Linked DNA regions of Mus musculus: regions 2 and 3 are each linked to region 1. A link is a loop called in an ENCODE intact Hi-C map of the cell type or tissue named here. Cell type or tissue: gastrocnemius. All regions are shown on one strand.

The links. Hi-C counts contacts between places; a loop is a spot of excess contacts. Peaks named below come from ENCODE experiments on the same cell type or tissue, not always from the same donor. Only the 100,000 strongest peaks of a DNase experiment are listed, where the experiment ranks them.
Region 2: a loop joins it to region 1, with 5 times the contacts of the local background. A loop is called at or near these places in 20 of 42 quality-filtered maps.
Region 3: it touches region 1 in a loop (5-fold over the local background); 18 of 42 quality-filtered maps call a loop at or near these places.

The regions. Positions count from the first base shown.
Region 1 is chr5:108,851,624-108,859,623 of GRCm38, forward strand. It overlaps Vmn2r9 (vomeronasal 2, receptor 9), which reads right to left and starts at 887. Exons shown (of 6, transcript NM_001104621.1): 1 at 685-887. The coding sequence starts at 887. In gastrocnemius, no CTCF peak of the experiment used is centred here; a DNase peak (open chromatin) is centred at 4,374.
Region 2 is chr5:109,080,361-109,088,360 of GRCm38, forward strand. It overlaps Vmn2r12 (vomeronasal 2, receptor 12), which reads right to left. Exons shown (of 6, transcript NM_001104623.1): 5 at 7,492-7,615; 6 at 5,489-6,351. The coding sequence ends at 5,489. Among named protein-coding and RNA genes, the nearest start is that of Vmn2r12, 14 kb to the right of the region's middle. In gastrocnemius, no CTCF peak of the experiment used is centred here; no DNase peak of the experiment used is centred here.
Region 3 is chr5:109,090,423-109,098,422 of GRCm38, forward strand. Vmn2r12 (vomeronasal 2, receptor 12) reads right to left here and starts at 7,442. Exons shown (of 6, transcript NM_001104623.1): 1 at 7,243-7,442; 2 at 2,341-2,623; 3 at 987-1,790; 4 at 1-163. The coding sequence starts at 7,442. In gastrocnemius, no CTCF peak of the experiment used is centred here; no DNase peak of the experiment used is centred here.

The sequences.
Region 1 (8,000 bases):
CAGAATATTATCCTTTCGGTTCTTTTACACATCAATTTAATATTTATCTTTTAGTGTGTTGTTACTATGTCAATTTCAAAAAAGTTATCAAATTTCTCTTAACATTTCAGTCTTCCTAATTCTTTGAGATCCTTTAAGTGATGTCTGAGTACAATATCTTCTCTCCATCTGAAATGTGCTCATCTGCCCCAGCACAGTTGGCACTTTATCTGTTACTATTAGCAGCTACCTCTCATTAGGAGTAAAAATACCAAACGTGCTCATTTGCATTTTCAATTGAGAGTTTGGAGGTAAGTTTTTCTTTCTAAATCTGAAACATGCATTGAAACAGTTCACATATTTGTAATTATAAACTTTATTATGGCTTATAAAAGGGTCACCGATGAAAATTTCCACTATTTTTTAATGGGGTGTGGGATAATACAGGATACATCAGAAATGAAATTCCTACTGATATAACACAGAAGTATCATAATGTGAAGCCACCATCACAATCCATTGTAGTAAAGCTAAACTAAACTGTGACGCATTTTAAAGAATTATAGTAGTGATTGATGTTATAATTAATTTTCAGTGGTTCATAAAGTACACGAGGAAGAAGAGGGCAGAACCTCACAGTTGGTGTACACAGCTAAATATTTATAATACATAACATTGAAATAGGAACTAAAATTAATGACTTACCTAAAATCAACAATATTATAAAAATTGATTTCTGTACTTTCATCGTATGTCCAAAGGAAAAAATTACAGTCGCTTCTCAAATCTCCATCATTTTCTTCATTATTCTTTATCCTCCAAAAGCAAATGGGTTCAGTTACATGGCAGAAGATGAGAGAAAACTTCAGGAGCCAAAAGGAAATAGTGAAAGTACGCAGCTTCTTCATGTCTGCTAGGATCTAAGATGGAGCAATTGAGAAATCCGTTTCTTCTGCAGACAAACATCACACACACACATACACCTGTGTGTCTCTTTTAAGGATCCTGCTCTCAGAAGATCAACTTAATTATATTCAACAGTTCCTTTCCATTCATTCTATGTCATGCTCCCTGGATACATAGGGAAAATTCTGGCCTCAAGCTCTACATCTGAGATCTGAAAACTTTTGATCAAACCTTTTTTGAAAACATGTTGTAAAGATCATGTTTTCCATCCTCAGGTGCCATGATTTCATTCATATCCATGACATAATTCTTCCCAGGGATAATCTTCCCCTGGACAGCTTGGACCAAACCATGTCAACAGCCATATGTATAAACACTAAGGATTTTATCAGAACTTCCACAGTAAGACAAGAGTTGAGAAGATCATAAATGTTCCATATTATTCAGACTTTGAGTTGAATCATGGGACATCATGTCTTCCATTGTCTAGTGTAGGGAAGGGCAGTCTGACATACAGCATTGAGCCAGGAGTGAGCATTCTTTCTCTTGTTCATATAGTATTGTATGCTAGTCATATTTATAAAATCTCCTTAAACTTCCTGTGATTCTAGTCATCCGGAGAAAATGTCATTATGCTAAATCCAAAAATGCCTGGAATTGTAGAGATTCAACACCCATCCTGTCCAATATCAGTACTTGTGCAGACATTCACTCAGTTACTATGCTGATCTCTTACCTGTAATCAGTCCCTGGCCCTCAGTGCCATTTGATGAAACATTTCTTTATTTGATTTTTGTTCTTAATTCATTAATATGATTGAGAACAATTTTGTGCATTTACTCAAAGGAATGAAAGAATTTAAATGTCATTTAGGAGAGAGAATTTTATTGCTAATGTTAGTATATACTTTATATTTTTCATTCATGTCTAGTTGGTATTTGTTTTGAAATAGTTCTGTCTTGGGTTACATTGTAAGAACACAGATGTATGTCTGTTATGCTAATTTTTGTAACTTGGTTAGATTACAGTGAGTGACACAGATGGAGTATTGGATTTGGTTTGTATTTTTTGAACTACCTTATATTTTTGCCCATACTATCCACACTGAATTAACTGGAGTCTTTAACTCCATTGTTTGAAAGGTTGTTATGTCACTAGCTTATAATAAAATGTTGCTATGGAGTCTATTGTACTCTCTTAGTTACTATGAATAAGAATTTGTTTCACACTTTGTTTGAATTATGACTTTGTCAGTTTAAATAATTTTCAGTAATTTTGCAGACCTAAGGATTGGGTAAGTTGAGTGTCTTCTTGAGATAGGCTCTACTTTTTGTATACTTGGTGGTAATATGCACCTCTATCTGATTTATGGCTCCTGAAACATACAGAACTGGAGGTCTGGAAACAGACATCCTAAGGATACACATTAGATTTCCTGGACTGCTGAGTCATGGGACAATAAGGGGATGTACACCTGGGACTCAAGGCTAGGGGGGTGAAGATTCTCTTGACCTTGGTGGAAAGAGTAGAGACTTTTGGGTTGAGAAGAAATGTCTTATGTACATTCTAGCAAATTGTTTCTGTTAGCTGTGTCTTTGTTTACCAAGATTCTGTGACGTATGTAAAGACTAAGAGAGTTAAACTCGAGGAAGCCACAGTATTGACTGGAAAACCCTCTCTGATTTCTCACAGTGTTTCTGAATTTTCTTTTCTATCTTTCCTATAGTCATTCTCATTGCCCCTCGGAGAACTGCTTGAGGTAGTACCAACATATCCTACATTTTCAGCATGTACAGATTGAAATTTAAGTTTTGACTGCAGAACATGAGGTGATCACTGATGACATTAAAGTTTTAACAAAGCATGACATAAAGGCCCATCACACAGAGACAGTGCTGTCAATACCCCTTCCCTTATACCTCTGATACATTCACAGCATAAACAAGACAGTTTCCAATAATTAGGGGATGAAAGAAATAACATTGGTGAACAAGGCTGCTGAGGATAAATACAGAATATTGTTCTTTTTGCCTATGTTCTAGACACTGAGTTGGGATTTCTGTAGCAGGTATGTGACATTGCTAAGGGTCTGTACCTGAAAGTGCCTTAGATGGCTTCCCTCTTATTGTACATACTGTGGGTTTTGTATTTCCATAAAAGTCAGAGATCTCAGCTAATCCTCATTGTCTCCCCTTCTTCAAGTAAAACATAGGCATTAGGACTGGTCGTGTCTGCTCTCTTTTATTTGTATGTTCTATAACTTCAGTTCCACTTGTTCTGTGTGGCAGTTCTCAAGAATTCTCTCCGATACATGTGAAAGTGAAAAACAAAGTTAAAATGTCCACAAAATGAGCATTCACCAAGTCTGTCAGATTTAAAAAATGGGAATGGATGACATAGGCTGACTTTCATTTGAGAAAACAAAGAGGACTTGTGTATAGATAGGATTTAATGCATCATGTTTCTTATAGGAAATGAATCAAAATATTGCTTTATTTGATATTCAGTATTTCTTAACTTTTGTGATTCTATTTAGAAAGGGGCACCATGAGAATATGAACTTAGCTTGAAAAAGTCACCAACAATGTAGTCAAGATGAGTCATAATGGAGCATGTGGAAAATGCATGTGATCCTGAACAAAGGAAGATGCTGAGACAGGAGGATTGTTTGTTCAATACCTTCCAGGGCTCTCTATGATATCCTGCCTTACTTTGAATTACTCTTTTTCTTAATGATAAATGCAACCTAGCATGTTGACACATTCCTTTAATTTTAGCAATCAGAAGGCAAGACAGGGGTTATTTGTGAGTTTGAGGCTAAGTCTGTCTACCTATCAAGTTCTACACTATCCAAAGTTCCAAAACAGACTCTTTCTCAATGGCTTTTCCCATGAAAATTGGGTATTTAAATGTCAACACACCTAAGTTGTCAGCTTGAGACTTTGCTTCAGATATTAAGATACTCACGTGATATAGCAATGTATTACCACAAAATTATACAAAGTTATTAATAATGGTTTGTAATCTGAAGTTGACTCTATATATTTGAAAATTACTATAAGGAAAGAGTCAGAACCAGCAGTAATGCAAGTCAGAAAGAGATGAGGAACCAGCTTGCTAGTTCAGAAAAATATTTTCTTTGGAAAATGGATTCTAAATCTTATATGAAGATATAGTTCTGTTATTTTTATAGAAAAAGAACATTGGGATCTTGTATCCCAGGTCTCTTAGAGACCAGTCCGTGCAGGAGAGGGTATGGGCTACAGAAGCAATCGAGCTTCTTGGACAGGGTCACTTTGAGTCTACATCCTCAGCCAGGCGGCAGAGCTGAGACCCAGACATCTGGGCACCTGCCCTGCCAGAGGAGATTTGGCCTCCAGGGAGGGCTCTGACCCTAGGATGCAGGTGAGAGCTCCATCTTGTATCCTGGGTCTCTCAGAAACCAGTCAGGACAGGAGAGCATGCACAGGCAGCAGAAGCAACAGAGCTTCTTGGACAGGGTCACTACCACCTTCATCTTCAGCCAGGAGGCCGAGCTGAGACCCAGACCTCTGTGCACCTTCCCTGCAAGAGGAGTGCTTACCTGCAGAGAGTGCTCTGACCACTGGGACTCAAGAGAGAGTTGGACTCCCAGTAGTGCTGACAGAGCCTAATAGAATCACAGGAGGAATAAGCTCCAGCCAGAGACAGCTAGAACATACAACACCAGAGATTACCAGATGGCAAAAGGCAAATGAAAGAATCTTACTAACAGAAACCAAGACCACTCACCATCATCAGAACGCAGCACTCCCACCTCAGCCAGTCCTGGATACCCAAATACACCGCAAAAGCAAGATTCGGATTTAAAATCATATCTCATGATACTGGTAGAGGAATTTAAGAAGGGCATTAATAACTCACTTAAAGGAATACAGAAGAACACTGCTAAACAGGTAGAAGTCCTTAAAGAGGAAGCACAAAAATCCCTTAGAGAATTATAGGAAAACACAACGAAACCATGGAATTGAACAAAACCATCCATGATCTAAAAATGGATGTAGAAACAATAAAGAATGGAATTGAACAAAACCATCCATGATCTAAAAATGGAAGTAGAAACAATAAAGAACAATGAAAGGGAGACAACTCTGGAGGTAGAAATCCTATGAAAGAAATCAGGAACCATAGATGTGTTATTCAGTAACAGAATACAGGAGATGAAAGAGAGAATCTCAGGTGGAGAAGATTCCATAGAAAACATAGACACAACAATCAAAGGAAATGCAAAATGCAAAAAGATCCTAACTCAAAACATTCAGGAAATCTATTACACAATGAGAAGAGCAAACCAATGGATAATAGGAGTAGATGAGAATGAAGATTTTGAACTGAAAGGTCCAGCAAATATCTTCAAGAAAATTATAAAAGAAACCTTCATTACCCTAAAGAGAGAGATGCCCACGAACATACAAGAAGCCTACAGAACTCCAAATAGACTGGACCAGAAAAGAAATTCCCCCTGACACACGATAATCAGAATAACAAATGCATTAAATAAAGAAAGAATATTAAAAGCAGTAAGGGAAAAATGTCAAGTAACATATAAAGTCAGGCCTATTAGAATTACACCAGACTTTTCACCAGAGACTATGAAAGCCAGAAGACCCTGGACAGAGGTTATACCAACCCTATAAGAACACAAATGCCAGTCCAGGTTACTATACTGAGCAAAACTCTCCATAACCTTAAATGGATAAACCAAGCTATTCCACGACAAAAACCAAATTTACACAATTTCTTTCCATGAATCCAGCCCTTCAAAGGATAATAAAGGAAAAGATGCAACACAAGGAGGGAAATGATGCCCTAGAAAAAGCAAGAAAGTAATCCTTCAACAAACCTAAAAGAAGATGGCCACAAGAACAGAATCCCAACTCTAACAACAAAAATAACAGTAAGCAACAATTACTTTTCTTTAATATCTGATAATATCAATGGATTCAATTCCTCAATAAAAAGACATAGAGTGACTACTGAAACAGGTCCCAACTTTTTGCTCTATACAGGAAGTCCACCTCAGGGACAAAGACAGACACTACCTCAGAGTAAAAGGCTGGAAAAGAATTTTCCAAGCAAATGATCCAAAGAAACAAGCTGGAGTAGCCATTCTAATATGGAATAAAATCAACTTCCTACCCAAAGATATCAAAAAGGACGAAGAGGGGCCCTTCATCCTCATCAAAGGTAAAATCTTCCAAGATGAACTCTCAATTATGAATATCTATGCTCCAAATGCAAGGGTAGCCACATTTATTAAAGAAACTTTAGTAAAGCTTAAACTACACATTGCACCTCACACAATAACAGTGGGAGACTTCAACACCACATTCACATCAATGGACAGATCCTGGAAACAGAAACTAAACAGAGACACAGTCAATCTAACAGAAGTTATGAAACAAATGGATTTAACCGATATCTACAGAACATTTTATCCTAAAACAAAAGGATATACCTCTTCTCAGCCCCTAATAGTACTTTCTCCAAAATTGACCATATAATTGGTCACTAAATAGGCCTCAATGGATACAAAAATATTGAAATAATCCGATGCATCCTATGAGATCACCATGGACTAAAGCTGATGTTCACTAACATCATAAATAAGAGAAAGCCAATATTAATGTGGATGCTGAACAATACTCTACTCAGTGATAATTTGGTCAAGGAAGAAAGAAAGAAAGAAATTAAAGACTTTTTAGAGTTTAATGAAAATGAAGCCACAACATACCCAAACTTATGGACACACAAAAAGCAGTTCAAAGAGGAAAACTCAGCTCTGAGTTCCTCCAAAAAGAAACTAGAGAGAGCATACACTAGCAGCTTGACAGTATACCTAAATGCTCTAGAACAAAAGGAAGCAAATTCACCCAAGAGGAGTAGAAGGCAGGAAATAATCAAACTCAGGGGGCGAAATCAACCAAGTGGAAACAAGTAGAACTATACGAAGAATCAACCAAACCAGGAGCTTGTTCTTTGAGTAAATCAGCAAAGTAGATAAACCCTTAGCCAGACTAACTAGCAGGCACAGGGACACTATCTTAATTAAGAAAATCAGACATGAAGTGGGAGACATAACAACAGAACCTGAGGAAAATCAAAATATCATCAGATTCTACTGCAAAAGACTATACTCAACAAAACTGGAAAACCTGGATGAAATGGACAACTTCCTAGACAGATAGCAGGTACCAAAGTTAAATCAGGATCAGATTTACGATCTGAACAGTTCCTTATCCCCTAAAGAATTAGAAACAGTCATTATATTCTCCCAACCAAAAGAAGCCCAGGACCAGATGTTTTTGGTGCAGAGTTTTTTTTTTCCATTTTTTATTAGGTATTTAGCTCATTTACATTTCCAATGCTATACCAAAAGTCCCCCATACCCAACCACCTCCACTCCCCTACCCACGCACTCCCCCTTTTTGGCCCTGGCGTTCCCCTGTACTGGGGCATATAAAGTTTGCAAGTCCAATGGGCCTCTCTTTGCAGTGATGGCCGACTAGGCCATCTTTTGATACATATGCAGCTAGAGACAAGAGCTCCGGGGTACTGCTTAGTTCATATTGTTGTTCCACCTATAGGGTTGCAGATCCCTTTAGCTCCTTGGCTACTTTCTCTAGCTCCTCCATTGGGAGCCCTGTGATCCATCCATTAGCTGACTGTGAGCATCCACTTCTGTGTTTGCTAGGCCCCGGCATAGTCTCACAAGAGACAGCTACATCTGGGTCCTTTCAATAAAATCTTGCTAGTGTATGCAATGGTGTCAGCGTTTGGATGCTGATTACGGGGTGGATCCCTGGATATGGCAGTCTCTACATGGTCCATTCTTTCATCTCAGCTCCAAACTTTGTCTCTGTAACTCCTTCCATGGGTGTTTTGTTCCCAATTCTAAGGAGGGGCATAGTGTCCACACTTCAGTCTTCATTCTTCTTGAGTTTCATGTGTTTAGCAAATTGTATCTTATATCTTGGGTATCCTAGGTTTGGGGCTAATATCCACTTATCAGTGAGTACATATTGTGTGAGTTCCTTTGTGATTGGGTTACCTCGCTCAGGATGATGCCCTCCAGG
Region 2 (8,000 bases), 230 kb after region 1:
ACTGGCTCATCTCCTCAACTTTCTGAATGGGTACATTGCTGTGAGAGAACCAGTGTTAAGATATGGAAGGAGACATAGCACACAGCTCAAATATGCTCTTGCTTTATGTATGGGACTTAGTGGAAGGTTTCACAGATTCCAGGTCATTTTAGATGCCCATTTGCATTTTACTATTAACTTCAACATTAAGATGGGAGTATATTTCTTTCCTTTTTAAAAAAGATTTATTTAGCGAGTATATTTTTGATTATCACTTCTTTTCATGGTATGTTAGATACTGCTTTTGCCATCATTTATATAGCCTGGATAGCTTAGGATTTTCACCGGCTTTGTAGGATTTTTATTTCAGTGGAGCAAGGATATGAGAACATAGAGTGTTTGTTAACACCCAAACAACATAGGCATATCTGAACTTTCCTTGGTGTGTTCACACAGAAAATGTAAGTAAAGTTTGATTTGGCTCTGAATAGAATTTAAAGGGGCTCATAACATTTCATAACAAAAAAAAATAAGCATATAACACAATCATATCACTAAGGGGATTTAAACAATAAATATTAAGGATTATGTTAATACATTATCTGGAATATCCAGATATGAATTGGTGATTATAGAGAAGGCTCTGGGGATGGGCTTTAGCACTTGGACTGTGGTGCCCTTGGTGTGGCCTCCCACAGCACCCTCCTCTGAGCACACTGAGATCTTTCAGTTTCATGAGTTCCCACACCTCTTTTCATAGTGCATCTATTACTTTTGTCTTTCCATGTGGGTTTCAGGTATATTCACCTGCCTGGCACCTCCATCTCTCACATTCTTTTCTGGCTTTTCATTACCTTTTCTGTTGATGCCACTTCTAATTTGGTACACAGAGTCTTTCACTTATTTCTTCTCCTCCTGTTCTGTTGAACTCATTTCATGTGTTCCTACTTTCAGATCTTGTAGTTTCTGATTTGTGTGTGTACATTAGTGTATATGTGCTTTTTAAAGATTGCAATAGTTAAAATCGCCATTATATTCATCTGTTTCCCTATTTTCTAATCTCGTCCCATGGGATTCAGTTATTCGTGGGTGTGAGGGGGACCGCAAACCTGGAAGGAGATGGGAGGAAGAAAGAGGAATAGGAGACCAGGAAGGGTACCTATCGAGGTCTTGTTTATTATGCTGAGGTGCCTTCTTTTTAAAGCATACATCTCAGGGAATATGGGAGAGGTCGAGGGAGAATTATACAAAGAAGTGGGCATCTGCTGACATGGGGGCCGAAATCAGGCACCAGGCAGTGGGCACTCTGGATCTTATCTCTGGAATATCTATCCTCCTTGACAGCCTTGGGTGTCAGGCTGGGCTCAGGCATAACTCATGTCCTTGGATGGCATGGGAGTTCAGGAAGAGATAGGGAAGAGGGGACTATAATTCAGCTTTTACAGCCTTAGGTGCCAGGAAGGGAATAGGGAGAAAGGGGGTGATAACTAGCTCTTAGCACCAGGCCATTTGGCCTGTTAGGGAGATTGTGAAGGGCTCACTTTCTCATGGGATGGTCTCTGACAATTTTCTATCAAAATTAAAATTATTTAAGTTCCTTTCTGAATTGTCTGTGGATGTCTCTCTATTGCCTGTTTGTTCTTAGGGTTTTAGTAATTTGATATTTTTCAAATCATGCCACTTGACACATTTAAAAATTTCCTGTAGTTAAAGTTGAGTTCAAGAACCTGAACTTAGGTGGCTGAGGAGATTGCTCAGCAGTTAAGAGCACTGACTGACTCAAGAAGAACGAAGGCCAAAATGTGGTCACTTCACCCTTCTTAGAATTGGGAACAAAACACCCATGGAAGGAGTTACAGAGACAAAGTTTGGAGCTGAGATGAAAGGATGGACCATCTAGAGACTGCCATATCCAGGGATCCATCCCATAATCAGCCTCCAAACGCTGACACCATTGCATATACAAGCAAGATTTTTCTGTCTCTTATAAGGCTATGCTGGGGCCTAGCAAACACAGAAGTGGATGCTCACAGACAGCTATTGGATGGATCACAGTGCCCCCAATGGAGGAGCTAGAGAAAGTACCCAAGGAGCTAAAGGGGTCTGCAACCCTATAGGTGGAACAAAAATATGAGCTAACCAGTACCCCCCAGAGCTCATGTCTCTGGCTGCATATGTATCAGAAGATGGCCTAGTCGGGCATCATTGGAAAGAGAGGCCCATTGGTCTTGCAAACTTCATATGCCTCAGTACAGGGGAACACCAGGGCCAAGAAGTGGACGTGAGTGGGTAGGGGAGTGAGGGGGAGGGTATGGGGGACTTTTGGGATAGCATTGGAAATGTAAATGAATAAAATACCTAATTAAAAAAAAGAGCATTGACTGCTCTTCCAGAGGTCCTGAGTTCAATTCCCAGCATCCACACGATGGCTCACCACCATCTTTATTGGGATCTGATGCTCTCTTCTGGTGTGTCTGAAGACAGCGACACTGTACTCACATAGATAAAATAAATAAGTCTGAAAGAAAATTCTGTTAGAATATAGAAAGTGAAGTTAGTCTGGATAGCATAGTGGAGTGATGCCTGCAGGCACCATAGTTGGAAAATGAGATGTTTGAAGGTAATGGAATTGAGTTCAGTTAGAGTTTAAGAGAAGACAGATAATATGAACAGAGGGGCTGTGGAACATCTCCTCATGCATCTGTAAGAGGACTGTGCTGTCACACTGGTCTTCCTTCTTTAACAACTCCAGGGGCCCAGTGGCTTTTCAGCTCCATGCCACCAATATGCAGATCATATGTTTCTCCTATTTCTCTATTGCTATTTGACTTGTAATTTTGAAAATTCAAGAGTTACCAGGAAAATCCTCATCTGTACTAGGATTTACCCAGGTATCCAGGTACTCACTGAGGACACAGTGAGCAGATACTGTTGTCTCCTGTGTGGTAGGCCCATATCCTCATAATCCAAAGGAGTGTGTTCTGTTATATCATCTCCATTGTTTTCACAAGCACAGAAGCAGAGGTAGAGCTAGAGGCCTTGTGGGAGGTATCAGGGCTCAGGTCTGGATTCAGCATGTTTTTCAAATACCCCAGCCTCCAAAACAACTTTTTCCCTCAGTGGCTGACAGCATAGAGGGCTGCAGTACTACTCAGTTTCTTACTATTCTACATATAGATTCTATAATCTACCTTTCCGTTTTGTTTGCTGCAAGTTCTGACTTACATGCCTGTTGAATTTCTTTAAAAATTTCAAAATAGATTATTAGTCTTAAAATTACAACACTGAATAATGGTCAAGATGAACTGAAATGATTCAATATTAATCAATGAAAGACATAATCAGTATTTGTGATGAATCATGTTACATTAGGTTCTACCTTCTCATCGCACTAAGAATTTGAAAATTTAATATTGATTCTGACTTACATGTTATAAAAATTGAAAATAAGCAGCTAAAGTATGAAAGAATTGTCTGAATTTGCATCTCTATACCTTTATCTACTCCAAGGTCCTTTCTTTGAAATGGAGCAAGTGATTGATTATCAGGTATTTGCAATTCAATGTAATTTTCTTAAATTTATTTTTCTAAGAAGTGACATTTGGTGCCTACACCCAGGCAGATAAGTGCATCAAATTCCAATGAACCAGATTAAAAGAACACTTGGATTTTAGGGGGTTTCCTGAGAAAATCTTGTCAGAGTTTCTTTCAATCTTCTTGTTTTTAAAGATGTTGTGATCGAGTGATAGTTATTGCCAGAGTCCTTAGTTGAAAGAAACAATGAAGTGTATACTCTTACAAAAATTTCCCTCATTCATGGCTTAGGGAAAAGTAAAGAAAATGGTGGGATAGATCTTGCAAGTCAAAGGATGAGGAAGCTGCCTGTGAACATAAATCTTCTACAACTAGCTTAGGTAGACCATGAAGTCTTACCAATAGACCCACAAAATATGACCTGAAGAAGGATCACTGCACTCTGCATGGCAGCATGGAAGTAAGCAAGCTTGCAAAGCTTCTAGCCTACACAACCATTTACTGGAAAGTGTAAATCTGGGAATGGAGGAGGTTGTCATAATCAGGGAAGGGAAGAAATATTGGCCAGGTATTACCAAATAATGAGCCATCAGAACTCAAAAACATGTAATTTTACACATCTCTACAATTTATATTTCAAAATGTATATGTATATATAGATACATATATCCATTCAGTAAGCACTAGTGAAATAAGAGGCCATGTGCATTTTTGGAGTGTATGGAGGGGCTATAAATGGTGTTCTGGAGATAGGAAATATAAAGAAAAAACAATTAAATTATACGATCAAAAATAAACTACAAAATAACACTTAAAAATAAAAGGAACAAATAATACTTTGAGTGAAAATAACACTGAGCAACAACTAATGTTCAGAAATAATTATGTGTATGTGTTTGTATGTACATCTGTGTCATATTAAACCAAATGATCCTTAGTTGTTCCTATTTTGATGACATTTATGAAGTTATTCATCTATAGTCATTTATATATTCACAGACTTCACTGACCTTATTGTGATATAGGCCTTGTGTGTGAATTTTTTCCACTACCATTACCCTCCGTGAATGAAACACATTAATTTTATAATGAAATGGTGTGTTTTCACATAAAGTTCAAGTGCATTATACAGCAGGCACAATCTGAACTCCACAGATTGTAATCTTCTTAGTATGTTACCTGATATTCTGAATATTTTCATAGTACATTAGGAAGCTATTACAAAATCTCAGGCCTCTGAGAGGGCCATCAACAATATGCAACACTGTAACTATGCTCCACACTCTCCTAATATTCAAACTTGTTTCTCTTTCAAATCAGTATCTTCTATTGCATCAGTAATCTGTGATATTCCAAATCCCAACCAAAGCAGTTTAACATTTTGCTGATGTCTTAAATTCTGTAGCTGTAACAAAACATGATGGTCAAAAGAACCATGTGAGAAAAGTCCTATTTCCCTATGTAACTTAGTCACAGTTAACTGAATGAAGTCAAGACAAGAACTTGGATGCAGACACTCAATGAGAGCATGTGTAATAATGCTGATTACTGGCTTCATGTCTATGCCAAGTCCTCTTTCTTATAACTCCCAGAACAATTTGCCCAGAGGTGGCAATGTCACAGCAGTAGGGTCACCTTATATGAAACATTAATTAGGAACATGGCTTAAACACATACCTACAGGTCAAAGTGATGGTTGCATTCATCAACTAAGATTCCTTATTCTCAATGTTTAGGATTATGTACACATGACTGAGACCATTTTCCACTAAAACTTGGTAATTGTTAGTACATTTGGAAGTACTGTGCTGCTGTACAGTGTAAGTACTAACTTTGTATATTACTTAATATTTGTATGATTTAGTGTTATTTTTGTTAAGACAAAGCAAACATATATGATGAGGATCATCAAACATTTTAAAATTACTAAAGATTCCAGAAAGCATGTTATCTTTGTACTTCTGCAGATTTGAATCTAGTCTAATAAGATAACACAACATTTTGGGAGAAAGATGCACCCTAGCAAGCCTGCACTAGAAGCCAAGATGGAGAAAACCTCCACAACCACCATGACCGCTCCCCTGGTGCTGTGGTAGACAGGGAGGAAGGTGATCCAGACACTGCAGTACACCAGCATGCTGAAGGTTAGGAATTTGGCTTCATTGAATCTGTCAGGAAGGTTCCTAGCCAAGAAAGCCACAGTGAAGCTCCCCAGAGCCAAGGCACCCAAGTATCCCAGAACAAAGTGGAAGGCAATGACTGAGCCTTTGTTGCAAATAATGATGGTCTTTCCATATTCAGATTGTGTATCTCTGTCAATAAAGGGAGGAGATGTTACCAACCAGATTCCACAGAGGACAAGTTGGATTAGGGTACAAATGGGAATGACCAAGTTAGGTGCCCCTGATGCCAGCATCCCTCTCATCCTTCTCCCAGGAGTAGTGAGCTTGAAAGCCATGAGCACAGTTATTGTTTTAGCCAACACTGTAGAAATAGCCACTGTGAAAAATACTCCAAATGTGGTCTGCTGCAGGATGCAGGTGGCCAGGTTGGGATGTCCAATGAAGAGCAATGGGCAGAGAAAACAGAAGACTAGAGAGATGAGCAGGATGTAGCTGAGAATGCGGTTATTGGCCTTCACAATGGGAGTATCCTTGTACTTCACAAAAGTGACTAGTACTAGAACCATGAGGGCAGAGAGGAACAGGGCCATGCATCCTAGAGCCATCCCCAGTGGATCTTCATAAGCCAGGAATGACACAGCTCTTTGAAGGCAGTGGGTTTTCTCTAAGTTGGCATACTTATCATCTGGACACCTCACACACTGTTCCATATCTGCTGGCAAACAACAATAGACCCTTATAAGATGTCATGAATATGTAGTTAATAATTTTGCAATTATATTTTTTAGAGCATTTATCGATAAATGTCGAGAATCCATTCCATTACTTATTATTGTAGGGACCACTAACTTAAGTTGTTCTCTATTAACCTATGCTTTGTGATGGGACAAAACACCATCACAGGGAATGGAACAGCAAAAATTATTTATTAAAGAAAAATAATGAAAAGATGATGAATATAAATATGTATAATCTCAGATTATTTAATTCCTCAAACTATAAATTCACTACTCACAGACAAGTGTAGTGTGCAGGCATAGTTACTGATGCTAGTTTATGAAATACATTATGTACTTTGTTTTCTTTGAGAGTTGTGTCCTTGTCTGTATCTACACATAGGCACCCGAACATACATTTCCTCATGCAAATATTTACAGAAAGGAATATTTTCATTCTTGAAGCTGTTTGCCTCATAGGCATATGCATGTCCCTCTCATTGTGGTAAGATCTCTTTCTTCCCAGCTACATATTCTAAATGGTATGGCATGAAATTTATGGATATTCACATTCACCTGTCTTTCCTCAGGTAGGCTTTGTTTGATAATATGCACTCTCCCATCTCTTGTTGCATTCTTGAAATCTTCACTCTTGTTCTAATTCTTTGACAGGAAATCGTTAATCCTTTAAGCCATCTAAGCTCTTAAAATATATTTCATTAAATAACAACTGTGACCCTGATCATCTGGTCTTTGACAGGGATTAGGATGGGTGATCGAGGAACAGATTGTGGATTGGTCATGTAGTCAAGTTTCTTTGTACAAAGAATCAAAGAAGAACAAATATATGCATAGACTATGCCTAATATTTTTGTTTAAAAAATAGTTAAACAGGTATATCCCCCTAAATATTTTCCATATAATAAAATTAGTAACGTTCATATTGTGAATGAAATGCATTGTTTGTCAAAAATATTGCAAGTTATTTGCTGGGTAGAAAAGAAGTAGACATTTCTTGCCAAGTTCTGAAACATGGAAAATTTAGGTCTTCATTTTCCATCTAGGACTTATCATATTTCTTGTTTGGAAAAAGAAGGCATTCGAATTCAGCAATTTTGCTTCTGCATGCAAGCATGTACCTGTTTCATTGGAAACCTCATTTTCTGGGCACTGAACACAGTCAAAGCAGCAGTCTGCTGTTTGTTTCCGATGAATTTTCCTGAATCCAGCAGTACATGCCACACTACACATGGAGGAGGGAACCTGAGGCAATACATAAATATTATATAATGTGTGTGTGTATGTCTATGTAGTTTATGTATACATCATATGTATAATGACCTGCAGATTGATATGTGGGACATTAACAGATATTGTTACAAATATTCCTCTGATAACTAGCATTACTTAACAGTTTCAAGAACATTATTGTTTTGTGTTACCCTGCAATGCACTGAATGGCATACAACATTTACTATATCATGTAATATTTTATATGTAACATTGAGCTTGTCGCAATTTGAAATTTTTCTTCCTAAGCTTATTAATCCAAATGTAATATTTATGTGGCATCAATTTCTCTCCCATGAAATATATATATTACCCTGAGATTCCATCTCAAACCAGTCATAATGGCTAAGATCAAATG
Region 3 (8,000 bases), 240 kb after region 1:
AACAAGGCAAATAGTATCCTATTTTTACTTTTAATCCAAGGCCTTTTGGAAAATTCCAAATGATGAAAATGTCATAATCTGCACACTGACTCTCCTGATGCTTCATGTTCACCAGTTCTCCAAAAGGGTTAGTAAATATCCTGGATTTCAGCATGGAAGACACCTAATTGAGATGCACCATTAGACGTTTACACATGCACATCAAAAAAGGGAATGGGAAATTGAGAATTTTCCATAATTTCTTAATGAATTTCAGAAAGACAGCTGTATTAAAGTAATCTCTTGTAGTAAAATACAATATGCATCATGGATGATTAAAAACTAATATACTTCATATTAATGTCCATGGTAGAATGTGCTAGAAAATATAATTACCAGATAGCGAGTACACTGTGTGTGTGTGTGTGTGTGTGTGTGTGTGTATGAGCATGTTCCTTAGAAATGGTAGTTTTGAAAACATTAAGGCATGTATGTGCAAATGAAATGGAAGTCTGAATGTCTACAAGTTGTGGGTCTTGCATGTACATACAGTTATACATTATGAGATACACATAAACTTAGTATAATGTGCAGTCACAATCATTTATGGTTTTGTAAATAACTAATTTAAATGAGTAATTATTAATCATAGCTCATGTATCAATTCTTGAGAAATTATTCTTTAGAAAAACATTCTAGTCTAGTTATCACTTAAACGTTTTATGATAAAACTCTTTGGCTCCTATTTTAAATTTTGAAAATATTTGGTGAAATGTTGAGACACATTTTCACAAAATTTACTAATAGCATAAAAATGTATTGTCTGTTATCAAATGTGATCCTTGTGCATGATATTTATCCATGTTAAAGATTCATTAGGGAGATTTGCAGTGTAGAAATCTTTCTGCTGAGAGAATAATATCTAACAAATGTACAGTTGTTTCTTTGGGTCCATTTAAAAGATCCCATTGATATATCTGAGCATAATGAAATTTAAGAAACTTTACCTGCTGACAGTCAGTGAATGTTCCTTTGGGTACTTCTGTTTGCTGAGATTCTACTTGTTGAAGAATGAGTTCATGGTAGGTGTGGGCCACAGCATACACAGCATTATACAGATTGTAACCTTCCTCACTCAGAACCATGTTATATATGTGCAGTGCTGTCCATTCCAATGTGTTGTTGAATGTAAAATGATCCTTTTTATTGCTGTTCTTAGAGAAGGAACAATTAAAAGAATTCCACTGCAGTATAGACTCAGAAATGTTTATTGGGTATTTTTCATTGTTCATTGTTTGCAAGAAATTCCTAAAGTTAGCAATATCACCTACATGGTGTGCAAAAGTGACAGTCCCTTGGAAGAAATCGAGGGTGAAATCTTTTTTATTTGTGATAACGTCCCATTGCAAGGTTGCGATCCAGATTCTCCTTACACCTTTATCTTCCCACCTTCTAAAGCTGACTTCTAGGGTAGAGTTCATTTCACCATAAATGATAACAACCTTTGCTGTTGATTCCATAATTTGTTTGTCATATATCTCAGCCCTTGTCATATATAACTGCATGTCTTCTGGGATCATATTAACAAAAGCTAAACAGATTCCATGTCCTTGCATTTCTTCTCTCAAGTCTGATAGAAACTGAATACACTGGTCATCATCTGAGATGACCAATCCTATCCAAGTCCATCTAAAATGAAGCATCAAGGAGACCATACCATGGGACAAGTGTGTGTCCTTGGTGGCTACCTGATGGACATTGGGAAACAGGTCATGGTTACTCAGTTTAGGATTAAATGGTCCAAAGAAAACCTAAAGGATGTAGAAGAGAGGATGAAACATGCACATGAGGAATAAAGTTGTTAGAATATTTGGACTGATACACAGGTAATATTATTCACATTCCAGAACTCATATTAAAGATATTAAGATTATTATATAAATATTATGTATTATTCCTATTAGATTCTAGAGTATTCTTGACAGTTTGCCTGTTTTCCCAGTACATCTATGATCCTATTATGTACTCTTTATTATGTGTGTGTGTATGTGTGTGTGTGTGTAAAACAGTGCACTCATAAATGCATATTCTCCAATTTTCTTGTAGGTACATGTAAATCGAATTTAAAAGTTGTTAACTTGGGCTATCGAGCTGGCTGATTGGTTAAGAGCACTGACTGCTCTTCCAGAGGTCCTAAATTCAATTCCCAATAACCACATGGTTGCTCATCACCACCTGTAATGGGATCTGATGCCCTTTTCTATTCTTTACAAAGGCAATGACAATGTACTCACCTACATTAAATAAATGAATCTTTAAACACAAAAAGTTGTTAACTCATCCAGTGTCACATATTCTTACCCTTGGTGTCCCATGATGAATTGACAGTTTTACAGATGTTTTCCATGATGGTCCTATAAGGCTTATGTAACAGGTTTCATAAAATACACAGATATTATCAGTAAATTGTACAGTATGGTTTTTTTCTGAATATATTTTATCCAGATTTTCCAATGTTTTTTCACACTGACCAGAAGCAATGGGGGATATCAAAGACATGTTGGGTAAAAGATAAGGATTCTTGTTGATTTCATCAGTAGCAAAAAACAGTACTAGGAAAAACTCATATCTTCTTGCTGGTATTCTAAAACAAGGCATAATTATGATTAAGGGAGATGTTTGAAACATAAAATCCCAATTCCTGTAAATTATGTAATATGAGACATACTAAATTTCTATCTAAAAGTCTTGAAAAAAACCTACTAAATTAGAGATCTTTAGAATTAAATACAATTTAAAAATTCATAGACATAGGGCACTATGATTTGAAAAGTTTGGTATTTGTGAAAATAAAGATTACTTTATCTCTGAATGCTAACCTTGAACTAGATTACAGTCTATTGAAGGAGACTAGTATAAAATAATCTTAAAGTTGTAATTCCACATATACATAATAAAACTATGACTTAAACCACATATTAAATGTATAACACATTCTCCTTAAAACTTTTTATTATTTAAATGCATTGTATACTGTGGAGAGTCAGAGTGCTGCCATGAGAACAGTGTGTATATCCAAGGTCATAAGAGCAGTCTGCGTAGCCCAGGTCAGAGAGTAGATAGTGCAGTCAAGAGGAACTCTTATCTATGTTTATTCTGTAGAGGAACTTTCTCAAGAAGAGTTGTAAGTGCTGAAATGCTTATAAGCTGGAGCTGCAGAAATAAACTTTGAGTCTTGATCAGAATACTGTCTTAGCTCTATGTTTCTCTTGTTCCCCCTTTTCATTTCCAGCCCTCCTTCCAGGTTAGCCCTACTTGACTGTAAGCCACTGAAGGCTACATTATATATCACACATCATAATAATAATGAATATTTTGAGAATCAAATAATACATAAAAATTTTGTTCAACTTTTATGTTCATTTCCTTTCATACCCTAAAAATACTATTAATGCATATTTAATAATATCCAAAACTGAGGATCCTATATTTAATATTGAGTACTGTCTTAGTCAGGGTTTCTATTCCTGAACAAACATCATGTCCAAGAAGCAAGTTGGGGAGGAAAGGGTTTATTCAGCTTACAATTCTATACTGCTGTTTATCACCAAGGAAGTCAGGACTGGAATTCAAACAGGTCAGGAAGCAGGATCTGATGCAGAGGCCATGGAGGGATGTTCTTTACTGCTTCCCCTGGCTTGCTCAGCCTGCTCTCTTATAGAACCAAGAATACCAGCCCAAAGATGGTCCCACCACAAGGGGCCTTTTCCCCTTGATCACTAATTGAGCAAATGCCTTACAGTTGTATCTCATGGAGGCATTTCCTCAACTGAAGCTCCTTTCTCTGTGATAACTCCAGCTGTGACAAGTTGACACAAAACTAGCCAGTACAAGTATCAAATGGTTACAAAACATAGAAAATATTTTTTTTTTGAATTAAGCATAGTAAAAGAGCATAAAATATTAAAAGATTAACACTAAAAATATATTCAAAAGCCCTTATATGATACCACCTGATATAGTGTGAGAGTGTTCAACAACACATTATATATCTGTGTATATTGTATAATAATCAGTTTACTTAAAAAAGATTATCAGTGTTTTTAGGTGAGAAACTATTTTATCAATAACTATTTTACAAATTTCAAAATAGGAAAACCTTTTTGAAGTTAAACATTAAGAAAATGCTTATTAGTCGGGTGTGGTGGCACACTCTTTTAATCCCAGAACTTGGGAGGCAGAGGCAGGTGGATTTCTGAGTTCGAGGCCAGCCTGATCTACAAAGTAAGTTCCAGGACAGCCAGGACTACACAGAGAAACCCTGCCTCGAAAAACCAAAAAAAAAAAAAAAAAAAAAAAAAAAAAAAAAAAAAAAAAAGCTAGTTAGAAAAATTATCAATATTTCCATGATGTTTGTAGAACATGATTTTAATATTTTTAAGTATTAACATTCAATAAACAGATTATTTTAAGATATATTTCATTTAATTTTAATTGTCTACTGCAAAATGTACGTGATGATACAATATATCACATAAGGAAAATATTATCCTTTATGCTCTTTTATACATCAATTTAATGTTACCTTTAGTGTGTCACTATTATATCAATTTCATCGAGGTATCAGATTTCTGTTAGCATCTCAGTCCTCCTAATTCTTTGAGATTCTTTAAGTGAAGTCTAAATACAGAGATCTTCATGGTCCATCCTTTCATCTCAGCTCCAAACTTTGTTTCTGTAACTCCTTCCATGGGTGTTTTGTTCCCACTTCTAAGGAGGGGCATAGTGTCCACACTTCAGTCTTCATTTTTCTTGAGTTTCATGTGTTTAGGAAATTGTATCTTATATCGTGGGTATCCTAGGTTTTGGGCTAGTATCCACTTATCAGTGAGTACATTCTCTCCATAAGAATGTGTTCATCTGCCCCAGCACAGTTGATAGTTTATCTGTTACTATTAGCATTTACCTCTCATTAGGAGTAAAAACACCAAATATGCTCATTTGCATTTTTCAATTGAGGGTTTAGAGCTAAGTTTTTCTCTCTAAACCTGAAAGATGTATTGACATAGTACATATATTTCAATTTTAAACCTTATTATGGCTTATTAAAAAGTCACCAATGAGAATTTTCACTATTTTTCCAATGAGGTATGAGGTAATACAGGATACATCAGAAATGAAATTCCTACTGAACTAACACATACGTATAATAATGTAAAGCCACCATCATTATCAAAGTGTATACAGTTTACTGTGCCTAACAATTGGAAAATGTAGTCTTTAAATCTCAAAGACTTCAAAATTGAATAAGAGATGGAATGACAGTCAGAGACGGAAAAGTATAGGAAACCTCAGTTCATGAAAAAAAGAAGTCCCAGGCACATTGCTTAAATAAAAGGCGAGTGATTTCAACACTCCTTTCATGATCTGAGGCACCAATGGTAACATCTCACATTTCGGATCTCAGAATTAAGTAGCCACTTTGAGAACAGCTTCTCATTCACAAGAAGTGATTTGTTCTCCTAGATTTTCTCTAATGTTATTTCAATATTTATTCAATAATTAATAGAAATATTGGCCATTAATCTGACATTGATGATAAGCCTAACATGTGACTGGACATTTGTATAATTGGATGAAAAGATTATTCTGATAACAGAATATGAAGCCTGGAAGTCTTTTTATACATTCAGTATCAACTCCAGAATGGTAGGAGGGGCTCATTCAAAGACTATTTTCAAAAGCAAAGTGTATATATAAATATGTATATAAATATGTTTATATTACATATATACTCTTTTGGGTCTCCTATCTGCACAGAATGGGTTTCTGGTTGTAGGTGGGCAAAGGAGTCGGTGAGAGAGGGTGACAAACAGACGCAACATGAGAGTGTGTTGGATCTGAATTTAATGTCCAAACGAACACTGGACTTTTTTATACAGAAGAAAAACAAGAAAAGCCAGGTGGAAACATCTGCCAAGTTACAGTGACACAAAACAAAAGGAATGCATATATCAAAAGATGGCAGGGACCAGACCTTGGTTACCACTTAAAATCGAGCCACGTGAATGCTCTGATGTAATGCTAGTCTGTTGTTAAACCCACCACCAGGGGTTCTTAGTAAATACCTGACTATGCTATTCCTTTGGGCCTAGTGAAGAAACCTGTTCCAGGGGAATTCCCATCCACCAATTTCCATGGTTAACCCACCTATTCGCTAGGCCATTGTGTATTCCCATGTTTGGGGCAGACTCGGCTATTGTCCTAAGTAATCACTATGCAGACTAGCCCTGAGCTTATCTAGCTTTGTTCTTTGTAATGCCTAATTAGTTTCACTGTCTCTACTAGAAGCGAATTTGAATGTTAATGAGTAGGCAACATTCTTACTGAATTCCAAGCTCATGGGCCTCAAGGATTTTCTAGGAGCCTTTGGAACACTGGCAGAGGGTTAGCTATATCAAAAAAATCAATCCTTAAAGGCACTTTTAATAAAACAATACTGAGAGAGAGAGCATAAACCAGAATAACGCGGGGACATGATTTGAGTATATGGTCTATGGGAATGCCAAGGTTCCAGGAGGCATAGTTTTCTTGAAACACTTTGCCTTGTGAGTGCTTCCAGGCCTCTCGGCCTGTCAAGTAGACTTCACTGGAGTGAGCATAGCACACAAGTAAATATAGATAGTGTAAGTATACATATTATAGTATACATATTATATATATGTATATATGTATACACACATACACACACACATATAATATATATAATGTTATATATGTAAATATAGAATCAGGTATAGTAGACACACACATACATAAATATTTCAATGTATGAATTTATGCCCAACTGGTTTGGAGACCAAACTTAGATAACCTTTTTATGAAGGCATTTAGATAGTAATCATTGGGAGACAATCGAATACAGGCAGTGATGCAGTCTATATATAGCTCTTGCCACAGGTGGGAACTATGAATTTAAGGCAGATGATGAGACATCTATCAACATATGATATCCACAAAGACTCAACAGATAGACTCCAGACACTCTCATTGTCCAGCATTGTGAATTGGAGTTCAATGTAGTAAAGCTAAACTAAACTGTGACACATTGAAAGCATTAAAATAGCGATTGACATTATGATTATTTTTCAGTGGTTCTTAATGTTACAGGGGGAAGAAGAGGACACAACCACACAGTTTGTGTACACAGCTAAATACATCTAATACATAACATTGGAGCAGGAATTAAAGTTAATGACTTACCTAAAATTAGAAATATTATAAATTTGGTCAATGGGTCCCTCAACTGCTGCAAGGAAAAAACCACAGTCACTTCTCAAATCTCCATCATTATCTTCATTATTCTTTATCCTCCAAAAGCAAATGGGTTCAGTTAAGTGGTGCGAGATGAGAGAAAACTTCAGGAGCATAAAGAATAGAATGAAAACACATAGCTTCTTCATATCTGCTAGGATCTAAGATGGAATAGTCGTGAAATCCGTTTCTTCTGCAGACAAACATCAGAGACACACATAAAACTATGTGTCTGTTTTATGGCTACTGCTCTCTGAAGATCCACTTACTTATATTCAACAGTTCCGTTCCATTCATTCAATGTCATTCTCCCTGGATACATTGGAAAATTTCTGGCCTCAAGCTCTACATCTGAGGTCTGAAAACTTTTGATCAAAACTTTTCTGAAAACATGTTGTGAAGATCATGTTTTCCATCCTCCGGTGCCATGATTTCATTCATATCCATGACATAATTCTTCCCAGGGATAATCTTCTCCTGGAGAGCTTAGACCAGACCATGTCAACAGCCATATGTGTAAACACGATAGATTTTATCAGAACCTCCTTAGTAAGACAAGAGTTGAGAAGGCCATAAATATTCCATATCATTCAGACTTTGAGTTGAATCATGGGACATCATGTCTTCCATTGTCTAGTGTAGAAAATGGCAGTCTGACATGCAGCACTGAGGAAGGAGTTGATTGTTCTCACTGCTATTCATATACT